Linked DNA regions of Homo sapiens: region 1 is linked to region 2. The links are chromatin loops, found by intact Hi-C in ENCODE. Cell type or tissue: dorsolateral prefrontal cortex. All regions are shown on one strand. Each heading gives the region's core, and the rest is flanking DNA. Links, peaks and the distances in the headings are about the cores only. Region 1 holds the start of LOC101928937 (a long non-coding RNA gene). Region 2 overlaps ANKS1B (ankyrin repeat and sterile alpha motif domain containing 1B).

The links. Peaks named below come from ENCODE experiments on the same cell type or tissue, not always from the same donor. Only the 100,000 strongest peaks of a DNase experiment are listed, where the experiment ranks them.
Region 1: a loop joins it to region 2, with 4 times the contacts of the local background. A loop is called at or near these places in 1 of 110 quality-filtered maps.

The regions. Positions count from the first base shown.
Region 1 is chr12:99,090,062-99,095,450 of GRCh38, forward strand. All of the region lies in intron 15 of ANKS1B (ankyrin repeat and sterile alpha motif domain containing 1B), which reads right to left. It overlaps LOC101928937 (a long non-coding RNA gene), which reads left to right and starts at 3,298. Exons shown (of 5, transcript NR_110095.1): 1 at 3,298-3,559. In dorsolateral prefrontal cortex, for the core only: no CTCF peak of the experiment used is centred there; no DNase peak of the experiment used is centred there; H3K27ac peaks cover 2,936 bases.
Region 2 is chr12:99,151,726-99,157,114 of GRCh38, forward strand. It overlaps ANKS1B (ankyrin repeat and sterile alpha motif domain containing 1B), which reads right to left. Exons shown (of 27, transcript NM_001352186.2): 15 at 2,564-2,670. Among named protein-coding and RNA genes, the nearest start is that of GARIN6, 490 kb to the right of the region's middle. RefSeq lists an enhancer at 2,896-3,395. In dorsolateral prefrontal cortex, for the core only: no CTCF peak of the experiment used is centred there; a DNase peak (open chromatin) is centred at 3,096; H3K4me3 peaks cover 4,240 bases; H3K27ac peaks cover 4,097 bases.

The DNA.
Region 1 (5,389 bases), core at 247-5,246, 62 kb before region 2:
GGAAGTTTCTTTGACCACGGGGAGAATATCTTAGGTACTGAACTTCTTCAGCTGTGATAAACTGTTAGGATGCCCAAATAGAATGAAAAGCAGTGTTTTGTATTTAATTATTCATTAGAAGTAAAACAGCTATTTACCAAAAACATCTCAAAAATATCTGTACTGATGGCTCTGTCTCTCCAAACTCTGCATTTAAAATTTCTTGTAGTTTTTTAAACTTAATACGATATCTTATTCATTTAGCAAGCTTTCCTTCATATTATATATTGTAGAAAATGTTAGGAAAATATATTTAAGGACCACAGGGAACTGGCTTATTCTTAATATAAACTTGAGTTGGATAATGTTATTTATTCTCTTCCTTCATCCAGTCCAAGACTAAAAAAATCAAGATGATACTGTTGATTGGGGAAACTTGTTTTTGCTCTATAATTAGCTAAATTAGATTCTTCTCCACAATTTATGTGACCTTAAATATTTAAAATAGAATCACTGTATAATAGAATGACAGCAAGATCTTACAAACTTACACATAGAAAAACATGTACTTTAGTTTGCTTTTAATATTTAGCCTTTTATAACATAAATAGCATGGTAGCATGAAACTGTACATAATTTTCTTGGAATAACAATGCTACCTCTCTGCTTCTATAAAAGCTTTGAGTCAATTTGATATCAATTTACAAGTAAACCCAATGCATGTCTTCTCTGCATGATTATGATAATGGTTATTGTGCTAAATACCAGATTTATTATTCCTCTGTCAGTGTTGGAACAAAGCTTTATTTAGCTTATCATATAGAAACACGGGTGACTATAACTGATCAGATAATGGATGATGTGCTTCTTCCAACTTTAACTTCCTCTCTCACATTAATGAAATGGCAGTGGAAGAAAATTCTATAGTACACTAAAAAATCCCTCTACCCTAATCCTCCATTTAAACATATTCTGTCTACCGCAATAAAATTTCTTGCATACAACTTAAGTAAATTTTCATGTTTTTAGCTTATGAAGAAAGCTTTCTGGATTCTTCAGACTATGTGGACTATTGATTCAAAAAATATTACATCACTGACCAATAAGACATCATCTTATATGTGCAAGCTGTGTATTTTAATAAATTATATCTTAAGGTTAAGATATAGTTTAGCATTATATATTTAACAGCTACCATGATTACAATGAATTTTCTGTCACCGATTTTTTCCTCTTTATTTTTGAAACCCAATTCCCCTTTGAAACATCTGTTGTCAAGCTACAGAGAAAGAGAAGGAATTTAAGTAACCAGGTATTTATTTGTTAAAGTATCGAGCAGGATTTGGTGATATCATAAATTATAAATGTAATTCACTTGAGATGTGTTCATGTAGGTTTTAGAATTATGTGTATTTGTAAAAGAGTGCAAAATAATTTATACAGTAATTTGTACTGCCTTTGGTCAAAAATTTTATAGCTATGAGAGAAGGAGCCTATTCTTCATTTTTAAGGATGCTAACCCAGAGCTCCTTCAAGTAAGAAGAAAAGTTGATGTGAACAAAACTTTTTTGTATGCTCTTACTTCTCTCCAGATGCATATATCTGTATAAATATAAAGCTGATGAATACCTACTGTCTTCCTTCAACTTTCACACTGATAGCAGTTGGTGTTCATTAGTGTAAAGTAAATAGCACACTTACTGTGTCAGGCACTGTTCTAAATACCTTCCATATATTACTTTATTTAATTCTCACAATAACTCCTATGAGGTAGGTAGCTTGTTCCCATAGCTGATAGGAGACTTTCTCAAGACTTACCCTATACTACCTCTAGCAGGAATCATGCAGGAGATAAAAGGTTGAGTTAAAAAAACATGGTTAGATCCACACCATTTATATTTTTACTTCAGAGTCATCTGAAATTCACATTTGAAAGCGAGTGTTCCAATGCATTTATGTTTGATTTCACAGTACCGAAGCAACAATGAACCCTCTCTATGGAAGAGAACTTGGAGAGCTGTCTGGCCTAATCTTCCCTGCTTTGCTCCAGTCCTTTCTGTTCACTGAATCCTGGAATCAGGCTTGGCAGGGACCTGGGGGGTTTCTAGTTTCTAGTCTAAACGTTCCCTAACTACCCACAAAGCTTCAACTTCTCTTTTGAAGTGTGGTGTCTCACTGGGTTGACACCATCCCCAGAGAGGTAGGGAGGATATTAAATGCTTTAAATGGTCTTTCCCAGCAGCTGAGTCTGAGCAGGGGGTGCGGCTGGGGTTGGGGTGGCACCTCTGTCCTACTCTTTTAGCTCCCACTGTGGTACAGACCAAGTGTTGCAGGAGAGCTATCTGAAGAAGAACGTGCCAGAAGCGGAGATGAAAGGAAAACAGTTAGCAGCTGTCCTGTGTCCTTTTGTAATCACAAGCTGTGAAGCTGAAAAAAAAAAAAAAAAAAAACTTCCTTGGGTAGGCTGTACATAATCTTGGCAGATATCTGAGTGTTGTTCTTCTGTCTAATATGCTGAACGTTTCCCAGTGCCTCACAAGAGAAAAGTGAGACAGGGTTAGGTGAGTTTGGACACCTTGCTCCGAACAGGCAGGGAACATGGCGCCCTTGTACGTTCATCAAGCTCTTGCAAATGCCCTGTCACTGTAGATGCTGATGCAGAGCTCCAAAAGGAAGGGCTCCTCTGCAGGAGAAGCAAAAAGAATTTGCTCCTGGGTATTCCCAACACAGCCACATATAATGACGCAGAAAGAAGTACCTAAAAAGATTACCAGCCATTACATTCACTGTGTAGCAGGTACTTCACCCACCTTATTTATAAACCTTACAGCACTCTTGTAACATAGGTGGTATTATTTTCATCTTATAGAGGAGGAAACTGAGTCTCAGAGATGTGACACTATGGAGTCAAGTTCACAAGATAAGTATAGGATGGATCTGGGATCTGTGTTTTATTTGGTCAGACTCTGATGCTGATGCTTCCTTCACTACATAAAAAGAACCAAATGTTTAGTAGGGGACATTTTCTGGATGGAGATTCCGGTCCATAGATATGTAACGTTACCAAGAAGTTACTCCCATGACCCTATTTTCACACACACAAGCTTACATCTATATTTACAGACCATAGGGAGTGACTGCCAGAGTTTCTCCAACACATTGAATTTCACATAAATTATTTATCTTCTGAAAGGTCAACTGGTTAGTTCTCCTTCTAAACTACCTTAGTGTATTCCAGAACCAAACATGTTAATCAAAGTGACCCAAGGTGTTTGTGGCTAAAGCACTAACTAACTTGCCATGTTTCCTGCTGTGAGGCAGGAAGTATCAGCATGGCATTAGGTTGTTGTGAGAGATTCAGCTCTTCTGCAGTGCCTTGTCAAACGACCTGACTGGTCAACTGGGAAAATGAAGTTCTCAGGGCCAACATCGTATTTGGGTGTTTTTCTTTTAGGTCTGTATCAAAGCCAGATTTAAGAAGGAGGGTGTCTACAAATGAACGAAAGCAGAGGATGTCTGGGGACAAGCTAAGGACATTTGTGTCCCACACTGCATGTATTCTGAATCCAGAGAAAAGAGAGTGAGTTGCAGTCTCCTGAGAAGGCTATCCAGGCTAAGGAGCCTGTGATGGTGAAGGTGGATAATTTAGCCCTCTGAGAAGTGTAGACCTGTCAAAAAGGAGATTCGTTAATTCTTCAAAGATATGGTTGTCTTCAAAGAACAGACATCCCCAGATTTAAGGATGATGGGGTCTCTTGACACTGAGAACTACATTCAGAAATAGCCAAACAAGAGGAAAGGAGCAAAGAGGAAGAGAAAGGGAGGGAGGAAATGAGAGGAAGTGTTTATTCTTAAGGGTGAAGGTAGTGGTGAAGGGAGTAGAATTTCCTGATAAAATACAGAAATTCAAATTTAAGTGGCATCATGTATTTTTATTCACTTAATCTGGCTGCCTTAGACAGGAGGTCACTGAAATCTGGAAATGAGCTGGCAGAGTCCAGTCCAGAGCTACCACTGAGGCAGGCATTGTCATTCATTCATGTAGTCAGCATTTGTTTGTTCAATAAATATTTTTTGAGCATTTATTATGTGCCAGGCACTGGGCTGTGGTTGTGAGATACAATGAGATCAGGACAGACAAGGTCCCTCTACCTTTAGAATTTACAGTCTAGTGGAGAAAAAGGGAAACAGTGGAATAAAAAAATAGATAAATAATTATTTAGCAAAGTTTTACTATATACCAAGTATTTACTGTATTAGTAGGGACTATTAAGCACTTTGTCTTGTTTGTTGTTCATGATAAATTCTGATGTTAGTATATACAATTATTATCCTTATTTACAGATAATAGACTAAGAATTGAAGGCACAGAAAAGCTGATAATTAGTCTAAGGTCACACAGGTAGTAAAACTGACATAAAGGGAATCAATGGAGTTCTAAAATAAAAAATAAACAAATAAATAACAACGGAGATCTATGTTAGAAAGACTGGTGAGGAAAGTCTCTCTGAGAAAGTGACATGTAATTAAGACCTGAGGGGATTAGAAGGAGCAGCCTAACTGTGAGAAGAGCTGTTACAAGGACATTCCAGGCAGAAATAACAGCAGGTGCAAAGGCACTGAGGTGAGGAAAAAGGTGAGGCATGTTTTAGGAACAAACAGAAGCCTACTAAGAATAAAATTTAGTGACTGAGGGGGACGAAGACCTGGGAAAGAAACGCAGGAAATAAGACAATACAGAGACTTGCAGACTCTGATAAGGACTTTGATTGTATTCCAAGTGCAATGGGAAACATTGAAGGAAATATACTAATTTGCATCTTCAAATATACTCTGGATTCGGTGTGGAGAATGGATGGAGAAATTGGGAGGTATGGAAGTTGAGCTCGACAATCAAAATTGAAATAACAGCCTAGAAACATAAATAATCTAAAGGAAATGTGATGAAATATGACCTTTTGGGAGACTATGGGAATGGGTCTCACTGGGGGGGGGGTCAAGTCTCCAAGCCAAATGCATCTTTTATTTGAATCAAAGAGAAAAGCCATATGACAAGGATGAAATCAGAATAGTCTTTGATAAAGGTTCTATGTGGATACAACTATGAATAAAGATTTAGCAGTACCTACGAAAATGAAAATGTTCAGACTCCATGGACCCAGCAATTCTGTTTCTTGGTCGTGGCAGACATTGCTGGGAGGCTGAGTCCTTTCCCTCTCACTACCTCCCACTGCAGAGGCTGGATAAGCTAAAGTTCTCAGCTTCCCTTTAAAGCAATGGTTGAACATGTGACAGAAGTTGTCATTGGGGAACTTCTGGAAAAGCTTTTGCTTTCCTAATGAAAAGGGAAAAATTCACCTGCTACCCTTCTGTGCCCATAAGAAAGGACTCTCCTCAGGATGAGTGGCTA
Region 2 (5,389 bases), core at 103-5,102:
AGTGACTTATATGGACACTTTAAATGCACATTCATTAATGGATTCTTGATTGAATAAAAAATTAACTCCTGAAAATATTTCCTAAATAAAGTACATCTATGCATGGATGCACTATGATGTTTCAACCAACATTAATTATACCCTTTTGATTTCTACTGTCTTGTTCAAAAACACTAATAAGACATGCACTACATCATAGTTAATAGGAGTGTGGTGCTTGTTGCTTAGGCAACAGGAGGAATAAATGCAGGTCAGAATGTGCTTCAAGAAAAACAAAAGCTAGAATATGATACTGAGTGGAGACTAAGCAAGTCTAACAGATTTTTCACCACATTAAAGAAATATGTTTCTTAGAGCAAGCCAATCATATTCATGTGTTTAACTAAGTTTGCAATTACATAAATTAGATTATGTAGATCAATAAATAATTTTTATAAAGGTAGAAATTAATCGCTTATGATACTAGTAGCAAATAAATGGTGTATAACAGCATGTAAAGCACTAATTGATTATACCACTTCATGATTTGCTTCATTTTCATAATTAATTAACTCCTCTAAATGGCAATTCAAAGTTTTTTTAAAAGATAATTCTGTCTCATGAAGAAAGTATTTGATTGGCCCATCTAAGTTAATAATATTTTCTTATTTTCTAGAAAATTATACCAAATACTTTGAATTAAACAAGTAAAGAATATAATCTATGATTAGACCTTGGTTACATCATGTATATCCAGGATTTTGCCTTCCATATAAATTTTGAAGTGCTTATACATGATTCATTCATGAATAATTTTTACGATCTCTCTTTGAATGCTTATTTGAAACCTGTTTGATTAACCTTTCAGTTCGAGGCTTTCAAAAAGGTATTATATTTGCTCATAAGTGTTTAACATTCAGAGGAAAAATAAGCTGAATTAAAGTCTTTCAGCTTGGCCAAATGATCCAGGAAATCCAAAGACCTAACTTCTCATGGGACCAGAATAAATTTGGACAAGGGTTTCAGGGTTGGGAATGAGAAACCCTTATTTCAAGTAGACATAGGGAGAAATAATTAAGATATTGAAATGTACAGTAAACATAAATAATAAAAAAAGACTTCAATTCTGTTTGATAGTTCTTCTAATTCTTAATGCCATCTGTTTAGTGTCCTAAGTCTGTCCTAAATCTGCCCAGTGTTCTAAGACTTTCATAGCAATTGAAGAACTTTCACTTTTTTCCATTTCAATACCCAAATATCTTGTCTATATAACCAGTGACAGTACTTGATAAACACAAGAAAAATAACAGTAGCTGCATATATCAGTATAAAAAAACCAACAAATCACTCATAAAGCATTCTGTGCATGCAATTACTTAGAGCTCATATATCTTACTATATTTATGTCTTTTTTATTTTTAAAAACTCTTGGGCATACATACTTTTGGAGAAGGAGCAGAAGTTGAATAATGTTAATAATCTTCAAATCTATAATATTCAAGTCAACCTCAGAGAAAAATAATCTAAGATAGAAATTAAAAAATCTAATCAGCTGTCACTATTGTGTTATCATTTCTGGTACTAGTAAGCTGCAGGTGTCAGCCCTATTACTGTATTTAGGCAGGGCTATTACTTATTTCCACAAGTCATTTGTGTGTTACATGCCTGTGTTATGTAGGTCTCTCTAAACTTAGGGATCAGTGATATGTGTGATGGGTACTTAAAAGCAAGGAAAGGTAATAGAGCTGTGACGTAGCTTAACAAGGGGAACTGATGAGCACTGGGGGAGGTATGGGAATGATTAGAAAGCTGAATTGTCGGTTTGCACAGTTCCCCATCCTCCTTCCTCACCTATATGCAAAACGGTGGAAAGTTAGCACATGCCAGGTTTAGATTGCATGTAGACCAGAATTCAGAAGTACATGACTATACTTACTCCACCAACCTTTCTTTCTAAATATTGACAGCTAAATGACCAAAGTGTTTATTTTCCACCTAAAGTAATAAACAATACTTCATCGCTCTTCAATCAGCAAGTGGAAGTAAACGCTCTCCATAATTGACCATCTGAAGCAGTTTGCTAATGAACTGAAGGTTGTCCACATGATTTAAACTGCTTATTGAACAATTATCAGGAAAAGAAATGATCTTCACACCATAAACACAACAAATTGTCTCATTAACCACTAAATGCTGATGCTCAAGTGAAATAATATAAGAATCAAGAATTAGCTGAAGAGTGATATAATCCGAGTATTCTAAGATTACAAATTTATTTAAAAAATCATACCAAGAATGACAGGGAGAATATCAATATTAATCTTCTTTCACTGCCTATAAATAGCACTCTCACCAGTTCATTCATATAACACATATGTATATGGATACATACAGATCTCATTTTTTAGCAAGAGTCTATATGTACACAGCAAGTTCAGTCCTAAGGGCATCCAATTTTCCAATGCAGTTACATATATAAATCTGACCAGTTTTGGTGCAAATCAGGCTGCCTCTGAGCCATGTAAGACACATAAGAAGCAAAGACAGACAAAAGGCAGCTCCGTGGACACAGAGAGCTTCTTACCATAAACTGCACATTGTCAAATCCATTAGCCATCAGGTGGTTCTCGTACTGAGGTAGCCCAATGCTTTCCAACCATTGTCCCACTGTTTGGACAGGGCATCTGGGTCCTGTAAGAGGATGAAGAGGGAAGCGTTTAAGCAGGGAGTAGCCGTCCACGGGGTAATAGCGGTAGTCCTGGGCTGAGAGGTGGCATTGCCACATCATGCCCCTGGGAAAGTTGCTATCAAAGGAGCCCGCCAGCTTGACAGATTAATGTTCTCAGCGAGAGAGCAAAGTCAGAAGTAAAACATAGTTTGCCAGGCAGGCTGTGGAGTATGACTTGATCCTAGCTCCACATTTCTTACATATTAATCTTTACTACCGACCAGTACGTCATACAGCCCCCAAAACCAGGCAGCAGAAGAAGGCATATCAAGCTGTCAGCTTGGGCTGGTCTGCGTTCTATGTGATTGTTGGAGTACTCCACAATGAGCAATGCACGGCCGGCAGCCAGAATTCTTTTTTATCAAGTACTCCTACACTCATCAGTATGCAGCTCCATGCTCCTTGCTCCCCCTCGCTCGCTCCCCTTCATTACCCAGCCCAGGCTACACCTCGCATTTTCAATAATAGCCATCAGATAAGGCAGATTTTTTTTGTCTGCAAGCTGTAAGCCTGCTGCTGCTGCTTCCTCCTACACACCCATCCAAGCGTCAATCTTGAATGATGAGAGCAGTCAAAACAAATGCAGAAAATAGCAAGATTCAAAAGCAAACCAAAGTGCTTAAATCTGAATTGAATCTTCATACTGGTTATACGTTACAGAGCTATTTGTTGTGGAATTTTACGTTTCAAAAGACACCAGGAAATGCGAAGCTTGAACTATAGCTTATAACAGAGCTCACGACAGGTTCCCTTTCTCCTTTTCCTTTCTTTCCTGTCTTTTCTTCTTCCTTTTTAAATGGAGCACAGATAAACGTTTCTGATCTGAAGCTTTGCAGTGTTTGGAGAATAATTATTCTGTTTCTTTACCATGCTATAGCAAAATAAGCCTCTCCGAGATATATATTTTTTTCTTTTTTGAAATACTGCAAAATACAGAAACTGCATCGCAATCTTGAAGTCAAGATAATTTATTTCTTGTTTGCATGGTTTCTTCCAAACAAAAGTATTATTAGGCACAAGAAATCCTTTTTCCCCTCTGATATTTATAACCCAATCTACCAGGGTTACCATTCTAAATTAGCTATAAAGGTAACATTAACTGGATAGATTTTTTTTTTAATAAAGAAGATGAGCCCTAACCCAAAATAATTCAAGAATAACAGATGTAAATGTGTGAGTTTTACTGAATGGCAGATAGACTGAGTAATTTATTTAATAATTGGGAGAAACCAGGGATTAAGAATAGAACCCACAGGACTAGATCATCAGAAGAAACAGACTCTTAAGATTGGGAGAGAACTTGCAGAAAGGTTAGTCTAACCTTCTTCCTAACGTAGGCATCCCTGGCTAAAATGTTCCTAGAGGAATATCTTCCAACTTCTACTTGAATACTGCCTGTAACAGAGCTCTTACTACTTCTCACGAAGCCTCAATTTATTAGAAAGATATTTCACTTCCTACCTTGCTTCTACTCACTGCTCCAGCTCTGCCTTCGGAGAAGCACAGATTGAGAACAGTGCCTCTTCCACATAAAGAGCTTTAAAATTTAAAGATAACTCTCTCATCCCCCCAGAGCAGCCGCCTGGCACATAGTAAGTGCCTAATACAAATTTATTGAATAAATGAAACATCGCTTTTCTTTTTTCCTCAAACCTCATCTTTCTCTGTTTCCTTTCTCTTTTTAAGGGCATTGTCAACTTTCCTGGCACACAGACATTAAACCTCAAAACATCTTCTACTCCTCTTTCACTACTGAAATCAGTCCCCAAATTCTATCATCCCTCTTCCCAGTGTGATCCATTCCCTTGATTCTATTTCCTGTTTTAAGTTTACAGAACTGCCACCTACATTGATTTTGTTCTCATAGTTCAGGCCCACCTAGCCTAGTGAAACAACGACTTCTATATTGATCTTTCTACCTCTAATATTTAAAAAATCAATTTTATGCATGGTGTCAGAATAATCCCTTTAAGACACAGTTTTGATTACTACTCCCTGTCTCAAAACCCTTCTGTGGTTTTCTGTTGTCTTCAAAATCAACTCCCAACTCCTCTGATGACATTTTGGGGTCTTCATGATTGACTGCAGTTCATCTAACTTTATTTCCACTTTTCCACTGCCCCAGACAGGCAGGATTACTTGCTGGTCTCTAAAGGCAGCCCATAATGGGCTTTGGTTGGTTTTATTATGTCCCCACATTTCTGTCCATTTGTTGGCTTTGAATCAGTTGCTATTTCCATTATGAAACCTCTTCTAATCTTCTCTACCACGAATAAATCTCTTTCTTCTCTGTCTTAAATGGCATTTTTAGACCCTCTATTGTAACAGATATTTTCTGCCTTCAATTTTAGTTGTTTGTGTCTGACTTATTTTTTGAAAGCAGGCAATATGCTTTGCTAATATTTCACATAGTAAAGATTCAGTACATACCTGCTAAACAAAATAATGTAATTTCATGATCCAAAGTACAAAAAATTCTATTTTCAAATTTAAAAAAAGTTTTAACTCTATCCCAAGTCTCTAAATTATTTATTTAAAATAAGATAACTTGTTTTTTAAACAGATTTTTTCATGTCTGTCTTTTAGCTCATCATCCTCATCCACTTTTTGAATAAGCAGCCCTGGGTGGACTGCATAGTACTTGATTATATTTTGTTGCTGATTGGTCCTGGATCTTTTAAT